Regions from separate parts of the Mus musculus genome. Here regions 1 and 2 are each linked to region 3. A link is a contact called in ENCODE Hi-C or POLR2A ChIA-PET data. All regions are on one chromosome and are shown on one strand. The core of a region is the stretch at or near the end of the contact, and the rest is flanking DNA. Distances in the headings are between cores, read along the strand shown.

Evidence for each region. A loop is a pair of places that touch in the nucleus more often than their neighbours do. ChIA-PET counts read pairs that join two places held with the same protein, here RNA polymerase II (POLR2A).
Region 1: a loop to region 3 is called in a map of gastrocnemius, with 2.6 times the contacts of the local background. The contact joins the enhancer-like site here to the promoter of Itsn1 in region 3. A Hi-C loop is called at or near these places in 6 of 37 maps with a recorded cell type or tissue (gastrocnemius, heart and left cerebral cortex). POLR2A ChIA-PET finds 5 or more read pairs at or near these places in 2 of 5 experiments (Patski and embryonic stem cell).
Region 2: a loop to region 3 is called in a map of heart, with 2.5 times the contacts of the local background. The contact joins the enhancer-like site here to the promoter of Itsn1 in region 3. A Hi-C loop is called at or near these places in 9 of 37 maps with a recorded cell type or tissue (adrenal gland, heart and left cerebral cortex).

Annotation. Positions count from the first base shown.
Region 1 is chr16:91,766,244-91,768,949 of GRCm38, forward strand. All of the region lies in intron 1 of Itsn1 (intersectin 1 (SH3 domain protein 1A)), which reads left to right. Among named protein-coding and RNA genes, the nearest start is that of Itsn1, 38 kb to the left of the region's middle. Within about 2 kb of position 1,364, at least 2 of the 3 ENCODE cell types and tissues checked have a DNase peak (open chromatin) inside an H3K27ac peak, as active enhancers do; they include gastrocnemius and heart, where a contact is called at or near this core.
Region 2 is chr16:91,788,069-91,791,152 of GRCm38, forward strand. All of the region lies in intron 4 of Itsn1 (intersectin 1 (SH3 domain protein 1A)), which reads left to right. Among named protein-coding and RNA genes, the nearest start is that of Itsn1, 60 kb to the left of the region's middle. Within about 2 kb of position 1,788, at least 1 of the 3 ENCODE cell types and tissues checked has a DNase peak (open chromatin) inside an H3K27ac peak, as active enhancers do; it is heart, where a contact is called at or near this core.
Region 3 is chr16:91,727,975-91,730,790 of GRCm38, forward strand. It overlaps Itsn1 (intersectin 1 (SH3 domain protein 1A)), which reads left to right and starts at 1,397. Exons shown (of 39, transcript NM_010587.2): 1 at 1,397-1,625. Cryzl1 (crystallin, zeta (quinone reductase)-like 1) reads right to left here and starts at 828. Exons shown (of 13, transcript NM_133679.2): 1 at 584-828. Gm46543 (a long non-coding RNA gene) reads left to right here. Exons shown (of 3, transcript XR_001781880.2): 3 at 545-607.

The DNA of each region.
Region 1 (2,706 bases), core at 114-2,613, 38 kb after region 3:
ATGGGATTTCAGATGTTCTCAATAGAAAGCTTAATTGTAACCATTAATCTGTTTTCATGAAAAATTGTTTAACTATGGGTGAATTATCAAGTAAGCCCTATGAATCAGCTGTTTGTTAGATGGTGCTTGGTGCCTGTTTTTAAGTGATTTCACTTGATTTTCTGAGAGGAATAAAAGGGAGTGGTTTTGTACCTTTGGTTCCCTGGAGTTTCTGTAGTGTATTAGAAGACGCTAGCTTGTGGGCAGGGCCTGCTCTCCCACCCCTGGGAGGCTGTGCTAGGATCTCAAGTCTAAGCCCATAGAGAGATCTTATCTCCCCTCTTCTGCTGCAGGGGTGGTGGCTTATGGCAGGACTTCCCTAGGATGCCTTCTTTGACTGACAAGGAGTCTTACTGGCTGAGCATTGTGGCACTCACCTTTAATCTCTGAAAACCAAAATAAATAAAAAGAACCCTGCATTCTTTCATCCCCCCCACACACTTATGTTCTTTATGCGAGGCGTGGGGCTGTGGGGCTTTACCTGCCACACCTGATTGACACTGATTGAAATCCGGGCACACAGGGCTAACAGTGTGCCCCACCTCGCTGCCCTGCGCTCCCAGCCCCTCTCTGCTGTAGGTTAGTCTTGTGCTGCTGCTTCTCCTTTTTAGCCAGGATGGATCCCCCCAGTGGGCCTTAGGGAGGTCTTAGGCAGCTTAGGAGTCCACAGGGCTCTCTTGGTTTATGTAGTGACATGGAAGCAGAAACAGTCATTATTCAAGCTTTGGATTGTTAATGGATATTTATAACCTACCCAACTTCTCTTAGTTTTGCTTTTTTTCTGTGTTTTCTAAAACTATGCACCACGTAAAAATTTGCTCTTGGTGAGCACTTTTTGATTATGTGGCGGACGTAACCTATTCTATGATGTTGAACGTATAACCAGACTCTTGCCTGCCCTTACTCTTTCTGTGTTTGAGACAGGGTTTTCTTGCGTAACCCCTGAACCCTCAGTTCTGCCTTTATATGCCAAGTGCTGAGTTACTGGTGTGTGCCTCTGTGCTGACTTCAAGAGCTGGCAATGGTTCTGTGGTAACGGAGCCAGCTGTCATGCGCGATGACCTGAATTCAGTCCTTGGCACCTATCAGGTAGAAGGAGAGAACTGACTGGTGCACTCTGCCCCCCACATATGTGCTGAAGCCCGTGCACACGTGTGTGCGCACAGGCACAAATAATAAAGAAATGCTTTTGGTTTGTAATGACACCATGGCGACTGTCAATTGACATCATTTAGCTTTGGGTTTTTTTTAGGCAGATTAATGGGTGATGAATCATTGGTGCAGTGACTTTCTACTTTTGCTTCGGAGCTGTCAGATTGCTTTCCTTAGCAGCTGGCATAACTGGCCCTCCTACCAGCAAGGGGCGGGGGGCTCTCCTTAGTATCAGAAATCTCTATTTATCGACTTTCTGACTTTTGTGGCCTTCATTTGTCGCTTGTGGAAAGTTTTTCAAGTCAAAGTGACTTCCTGTAAGTAGGCCAGATTCCTCAGTAAAGCTTCCCTCCCTCTGACAAAAGCTTGGTGAGATCATTTTAACTCTCAGCCATGTAAGAAAAGCTTGGTTGAAGAGGAGACGAAGGGTTAGTTTTCTAATGTCCATATTTATAGGAATGATGTTTAGTGAGCCTTTCTACCCTTTAGTGACAATAATTAATTTTTCAAAATCTGTTTAGTCTTGGAACCTTGAAACTTAGCAGTTTGAATGAATTTTGTAAGAATGAAATTATGCACCCAGCTCTGGAGAGAACAAACCTACTTGAAGGTAGAATTCTAGATACATTCATTATATTGTATTTAAACACTTTTACATAAATATAAAATTAGCTCATACAAAATGATTGGTTATGAGGGAATTTTGAACCTTTCTCAAAAGGTATGAAATTGGAAAAAAAATGAGTTTTTTTCTTTTGAATTACATTGTCATTGTGAAACTTTTTAAATCAGAAACTTTTAAATTTTCTTTGCTGTGCTGTTTTAAAAAAACTTTTCAATTCTTTTTTTCTCCATTAATTCATGTATTTATCCCGATCACAGCTGCCTTTCTCCTCCCAGATCCCTCACCCCTCACCCTTCTCCTTCTCTTTCAAGAAGGGAGAGGCCCCACCTGGTACCAGCCCACCCTGGTTGGTGCATCACATCACTGCAGGATTGGGCACATTCTCTCCCACGGAGGCCAGACAAGACAGCCCAGTTAGGGAGCAAGTTCCACAGACAGGCAGCCAGGTCAGGGATATAGCCCCGCTCCAGTTGTTGCAGGACCCTCCTGGAGATCAAGCTGCACATCTGCTACATTCACACGGGCGGCCTAGGTCCAGCCTGTGGACCAGCCTCTTTGGTTGGTGGTTCAGTCTCTGAAAGCCCCCAAGGGTCCAGGTTAGTTGACTCTCTTGGCCTTCTTGTGGAGTTCCTGTCTGCTCCAGATCCCTCAATTCTACCCCGACTCTTCCACAAGACTCCCTGAGCTTCTTCCAATGTTTGGCTCTCGGCCTCTGCATCTGTTTTGGTCAGCTGCTGGGTGGAACCTCTCAGAGGACAGTTATGCTAGGTCTTGTTTGCAGAGTACCATTAATAGTGTCAGGGATTGGTTCTTGCCCGTGGGATGGGTCTCGCAGTTGTGCTTATTGTTGGTTGGCCATTCCTTCAGGCTCTCATATCTTTCCTGTCTTT
Region 2 (3,084 bases), core at 538-3,037, 60 kb after region 3:
TTGAAAATAAAATATATCTGTTTATATTCACAGCACTTTGAAGGTAGAAAAACAGGGAGAGCCAGAGTTTTAAGGCCAGCCTGTGCTACATGAGGTCAGCTTCAAAAATGAACCCCGCCCCTTAGGAAACAAACATACATTTAAAACTCTCCATTAAGGAGATGAAGAGATGGCTCAATGTTTAAGAGCACTCTGCTTTTTTAAGAGGTCCTGGGTTCAATTCCCAGCACCAACATGATGGCTCACAACTGTTTGTAACTCCATTTCCAAAGGATGAAATGCCCTGTTCTGGCCTCTAAAGGCAGCAACCGTGTACATGCATATATACATGCAGCCAAATACCCATACACATAAAACCAATTAGTAAGTTAATTAAGACTCATTGAGACAAAATCCAAAGCTGTCACCAAATGTCCAAGTCCAGTATGATCCTGCTTTTGCTTTGTCTCGTTTCCTCTTTGCTGTCATCTCGGCCCTCTTGTCTACAGCATCCACTCCAGAAGCTAACTCTCTGTTCCTCACCAGGGCAGGTCTCCCCTTGTTTCAGGACCACTGGATTGCTGTTTCTCCTTCCTGCAGTTGCAGAACCCACATAGCTGCTCACTGTCTTGCTGGTTTCAGTTTGTCATCCTGCAAAGAGGTGCTTTCTGGTGAATCTGTCCTAAGTTCACCTAGTTACTCCTCTCCCATCATGTCCACTCTCAGTGGGGGGTCTCTATTCCAGGGGGCCTAGAGAATGCCGAACAGTGGATTGGCTTGACCACTGAAACAAAGCTCCCGCCCTTCACTCTGGTCATAGCATACTCGGCACCACCCATACTAATCTGATTTGTTCTAAACAAAAAGGTAGAGACCGACTAGGTCTATTCTTAATTTCTAGATAATGCTCACACTGTAGCAGGTGTACCCAAAGGGAGGGGGAGGGTGTGTGTGTGTGTGTGTGTGTGTATGTGTGTGTGGTGGTGGTGGTGGTAGTGTTAATGAATGAATTTCCAAACTGGTTTAATCTTCCTTATTGCTTGGACTTGCTTTTATATTAGTGGGCACCAAATGGCAGATGACTGGCCTGTGTGTGGCATGTCTGTGTGGAGCTTCATTAACAAGGTTCTGAAAGCAGCAGTGCATTCTGGGTGTGCTGGGAAGTGCTCCCCGTCTGCTCAGCATTCTCTGTTCTCACTTAGACCGCCGTTTCTTGTTATTTTTATTGTTGTTTATTCTTGTGATTAAATGCAGGCATAGAATGTATAATGCTTTGTGTTTACATGTAGTTTATTTCTTCTTTACATTAACAGTACACTATAAACCTACTTTAATTTTTTGCCTTTCTTACTTAATATATCCTCCTGGTTTTCTCCTCAGCACATAGCTCCTGTCATGGTAGCAGGCGTGCCTCCATGGTTCTACGTGCCATAGTGCTTCTGCCCATCCACACTAGGTTGTTTCCGTGTACTGTGATTTTTGATGATATGGTGGTTATAGAAACACTGATGTGAACAGCTCCTAGCCATGTGTTTTATGTTGTTAAATGTACCTTCAGAGTCAGTCCATACGAGTGCGGTTGCTGGTTCTAAGTAAATGATTATGTGGCTCTCTTGCCACTTGGGGTTGTAATTTCCCCACCAACAGTGTGTGAGAGTGGTGTGTGATTTGTGTTATTTGTATAAATCAAACAAGAGAAGCACACCATTGGTGTTAACAATTACTTTCCTGTTTCTGTGATAAAATACCATGACCGAGGCAACTTACAGATGGCCTGGTGCATTGTGGGCTTGTGGGCTTACAGAGATAAGAGTGGTCACCATCACACTGGGGAAACAGGAAGGCCAGCAGCAGGCATAGCAACAGGACGGCTCATATCTTTAACCACAAGCAGGAAACAGAGACTGCTTAGAGAGGAGTCTTTTAAACCTCAAAGCGCACCCATAGTGACACACTTCCTTCAGCAAGGCCACACTTACGCCTCCTTAAACAGGGCTGTCACCTGGAGACGGCGTGTTCAAATGCCAGAGACTGAGGGACATTTATCATATAAGCCCTACCCTGTGTCTGACACCTGCCCCGCTAACCTGATTCCAGCACCAGCTTCCAGAGTCACATGCAACGGTTGCTTGCTGGGTTTACCATACACTTGTCCTTCTGACGTAAATTTGGTGTCAGTATTGTCCAGACTGAATTGCTTTGGGAGGGATGGAAGTTCATGGAGAAGAAATCCCTGAGTAGTGGCATGGCTGCTGTTAAGGAGCAGCAGCTGGAGTCTGCTGTGCTGAGCAGGGAGGAGAGGGTGAGCCTTGTGAGGAGCTGTGCTTTCAGAGCTTCCTGGGAGCTCTCTGTTCCTAGGGAGTTTTAATAGTCATGCTTGTTAATTCAGGGGAAAGTCTTTCTGAGAGCTGCGGACTTGAGGTTCAGCGTAGCAGACCTGTGCTTGGTGCCTGCAGGTGAAGCCCCAGAGGCTAGAGCTACATGGCTCTTTCTCCGTGCCTGCCGGAAGAAGTGCAGAGTGTTTTAGAAGCATTAAATTAGTCTAATTATATTCTTATTTAAAGGCCTCTTCTTCCTTAACCCATTAAATTTTTCTAGTTTCCACCAAGAATGCCTTTCAGGAGGAGAAGTGTGGGGGATGGAGGGTGGGCATCTGCCTGCTCCTCTGTTTAACCATAGATAGCGCATGCGTGTTATTGGTACCAGGAACCTTTCTCTCCTGTGAGGCATTTGAAGTAGCTGAGCATGCTGGAGACACTTTGCAGAAGAAGGAAAGATCACCACCTCACTTATGTCTTTAATCTGAAAGCTTTGGCAAGCTAGAACAACTCACTGGCCACCACGTCCTATCCCGAATACAGATGCAGAGCCCCAAAACAAGCAGACTTTCACAGTGTGTGAGTTTCACAACACTTTGACCTGCTTGAGTTGAAACCAGAGACACAATATTCATTCAGGACCACGAGATTCTGTCAACATTGGTATTTATTTCAGTAGATGAAGGCCAAAGCAAAACATCATCAGCCCAGAAGATGTAGATTAAGACCTGAAAAACAGAACTAAATAAACCCAGGGACCTTGGCGTCCTAGTGACTGTGGGGAGCT
Region 3 (2,816 bases), core at 147-2,646:
TATATATATAATTTTTAAAAAGCAAATGCAGACCACCAGGCCCAAATCCAGAATCAGTATCTGCACCTCCTCACGACCCTGGGATAATTCTTTAGTATGGCTCAAGTATGGCCGGCTCAATGAAGCAGGCAATTCCTGACCCAAGGCCCCATTACTGCGAACACCCACCCTTGTTTGCTTTAGGAAACCGCTTACTGGAAATGCAAAGAGAAGGATAAGAAGGGTGACAAGGGAAGTAGTAATAGAGACAGCATCAGAAACAGTGATAGGGAGAAGCTGGGGGCGGGGAGGACTCAACCCAGGAGAAAGGCAGTTCTAGACCTTTGCCTCCATAAACGCGGAGGAAGAAGCAAAGATCAGTCTACAATCAAAACCTAGCCAGGGTCAGGAACTGTCCGTCAAATCTAGTATTACCCGCCCCTCGGCGGCCTCGGCCAAGCTAGGCCTGAGCCAGGGCATCTCTGAGGTCGGCGTGTGATGCGAAGTACCAGTCTCCCCAGGGTTAGACAGCTCCTTCAGGCGTTTCTCCATTTTTCGCCCAAAGTCCCATTTCAGAGACACACATCGTTCTTCCCTGGCTCACCTGGCTCGGAGCAACCTCAACCGCCAGCGCCTTCGCCGCCGCCACCTTCCCAGTCCTTCTGCAGAGAGCCCGCCTTCTTGGGTCCAAACAGTACTGCCATTGGTCAGACTGCCCGTCACTACCGCAGGATGACCGATCTGGGGGAGGCTGTGACGAACGCCATGGCAACTGAACCCGGAACTACATCTCCCAGCATGCTGCTTCCCGTAGAGAGACGAGTCGCCGCCCCAGGGACCACCAATAAATGGGAGAAGTTGGGCGTTGCCAAGATGGGTTCCGTTTTATGCAAATTAGAGTAAAAGGCCACACCCTTCCTCATTCCAACCGTAACCCCTACCATCTTTCTTCAGTCTTTGTGTCTTTCGCCTTTCGTGCCCACGCTCTTTCTGCAAAACCTTCAATTTAGTTGAATGTATCCTAGCTACTGTCGCGCATAGAAAAGAGCAAAGCGCCAAATCGTGAAACAAAATCTCCGCACGCATAGAGCAGAAACCTCTAGTTACGCCTTCAAGGGACGAGACAAGGATGGGAGGGGAAAAAAGTGTGTGTGTGTGGGGGGGTGCTATCCAAACTACTTCATTGGTGTATCTCGTTGTCACTCTGTACACCTCTATTTCCTTTGGCTCCTTTCTTCTTTTTTGCCCACCTAGTGGGCGGAGTCATAGGAGAGAGCGAAGGCGTGGTCTCCGCCGTCCGATTGGCAGGCGGTTATCCCCGCCCATCTATGGGTGGGGCGGAGGGCAGGCTGTGGGCGGAGGGGCGGCGGCGGAGGGAGATGAGGAGTTAGGCGGGAGTGAGGGAGCGAAGGAGCGAAGGAGGGCGAGAGGAGTGGAGCGGCGCGGGGAGGGCGCGCAGCTTGGTTGCTCCGTAGTACGGCGGCTCGCAAGGGAGCATCCCGAGCGGGCTCCGGGACGGCCGGGAGGCAGGCAGGCGGGCGGGCGGGGATGGTGTGCGCGGCTGCGGACTCGGCGTTCCTCCGCGCGGCGTGCGGGCTGCACTGATTTGTGTGAGGGGCGGCCGCGCGCACCCGCCCGGAGATGAGGTGAGGAGCTGACGCGGGCGGCCTGGCGCGCGGGCGGGGGTCGGCGATGGCCGCCCCGGGGTCGGGTCCAGCGGCCGGGCGCGCGTCCCTGCGGCCGCCGTCGCCGCTCCGCCCGGTCTTTCTCATCCTCCCCGGGGGCAGCGGGGCGGGCGGGCCGCGGCGGTGGCGGCCGCGGGACGGGTTCGGGCTGAATGGGCGTCCGCAGCCACGGCCGGCGCTCCCGTGGGGGGCATCGCGGCGGGCGGTCCTTCCACCGCTGACCCCTCTGCCCTCGGCCGCCGGAGGGTGGCGGGCCGACCCGGCCTCCCGGGGATCCCGAGCTCGCGGGAGCCGCATCGCGCCGCCCGCGGGTGCCCCCGGCCTCGAGTCCCCGGCTCATCCTTTTTCTCTAGCGCCTGCTTGGAATACCCTGTCAAGTGAAGGGCGGTCAATGCCGTTTGGGCCGAAGTGGTGCGGCCGGGGCTGGCTCTGATGGCATTTAACAGAAAGCGGCTACCCTTGCAGCGGGCGTGCGTCCCCTTCTCGGCCGCTTCGCCCTCCTTGCGCACGCACTGACTCGGGTGTCTGCTGTGGACCCAGTGCATAATTGCGGTCCCTTCTTGGGGGTGGGGGGGGGCACCAGAAAATGCAATCCGGATTCCCAGAAAGAAAAAAAAGAAAAGAAAGAAAGAAAAGCAAGGAGGAGCTGGCTGGATCTCCCTTCACTTCTGTTTGCCTTTGCTTTGGAAGACAACTTCGCTGATCCTCTTGCCTATGAGCAGTCTTCTATTGTTGTGATTCAGACTACAGGCTTTGCTTTTGAAGGAATAGATTAGTGGCTTCTTGCTGCAGCTTGAGGGTGTAGAGGTATTTGGTAGCATCTTGAATGTGAAAGTTTGCGACTTTGCCCTCATCACTGCTTTTCGGAAAACAGAAGCAACCTGGAAATGTAAATGCATGCAGACTCTGGCCAGATGCGGTTCTTTTGTGTTTATCGGTTGGTATCTTTCTCTTGGTACTTCGTGGTCGGAAACACGGAGGATAAAAAAGAAAAAAAGAGTCTGATAAATAGCATAGATAGTGAAAGCATGGGAACAAATGCCCGTGGAAAATATCAGTTCTATTTTCAGGGAGGCCGGTTTACTAATCCCGCTGAATTGATGAAGAGAAAGGCTTGCTCATGGATTATGTAGTGGACAGGATGTGAGGGCA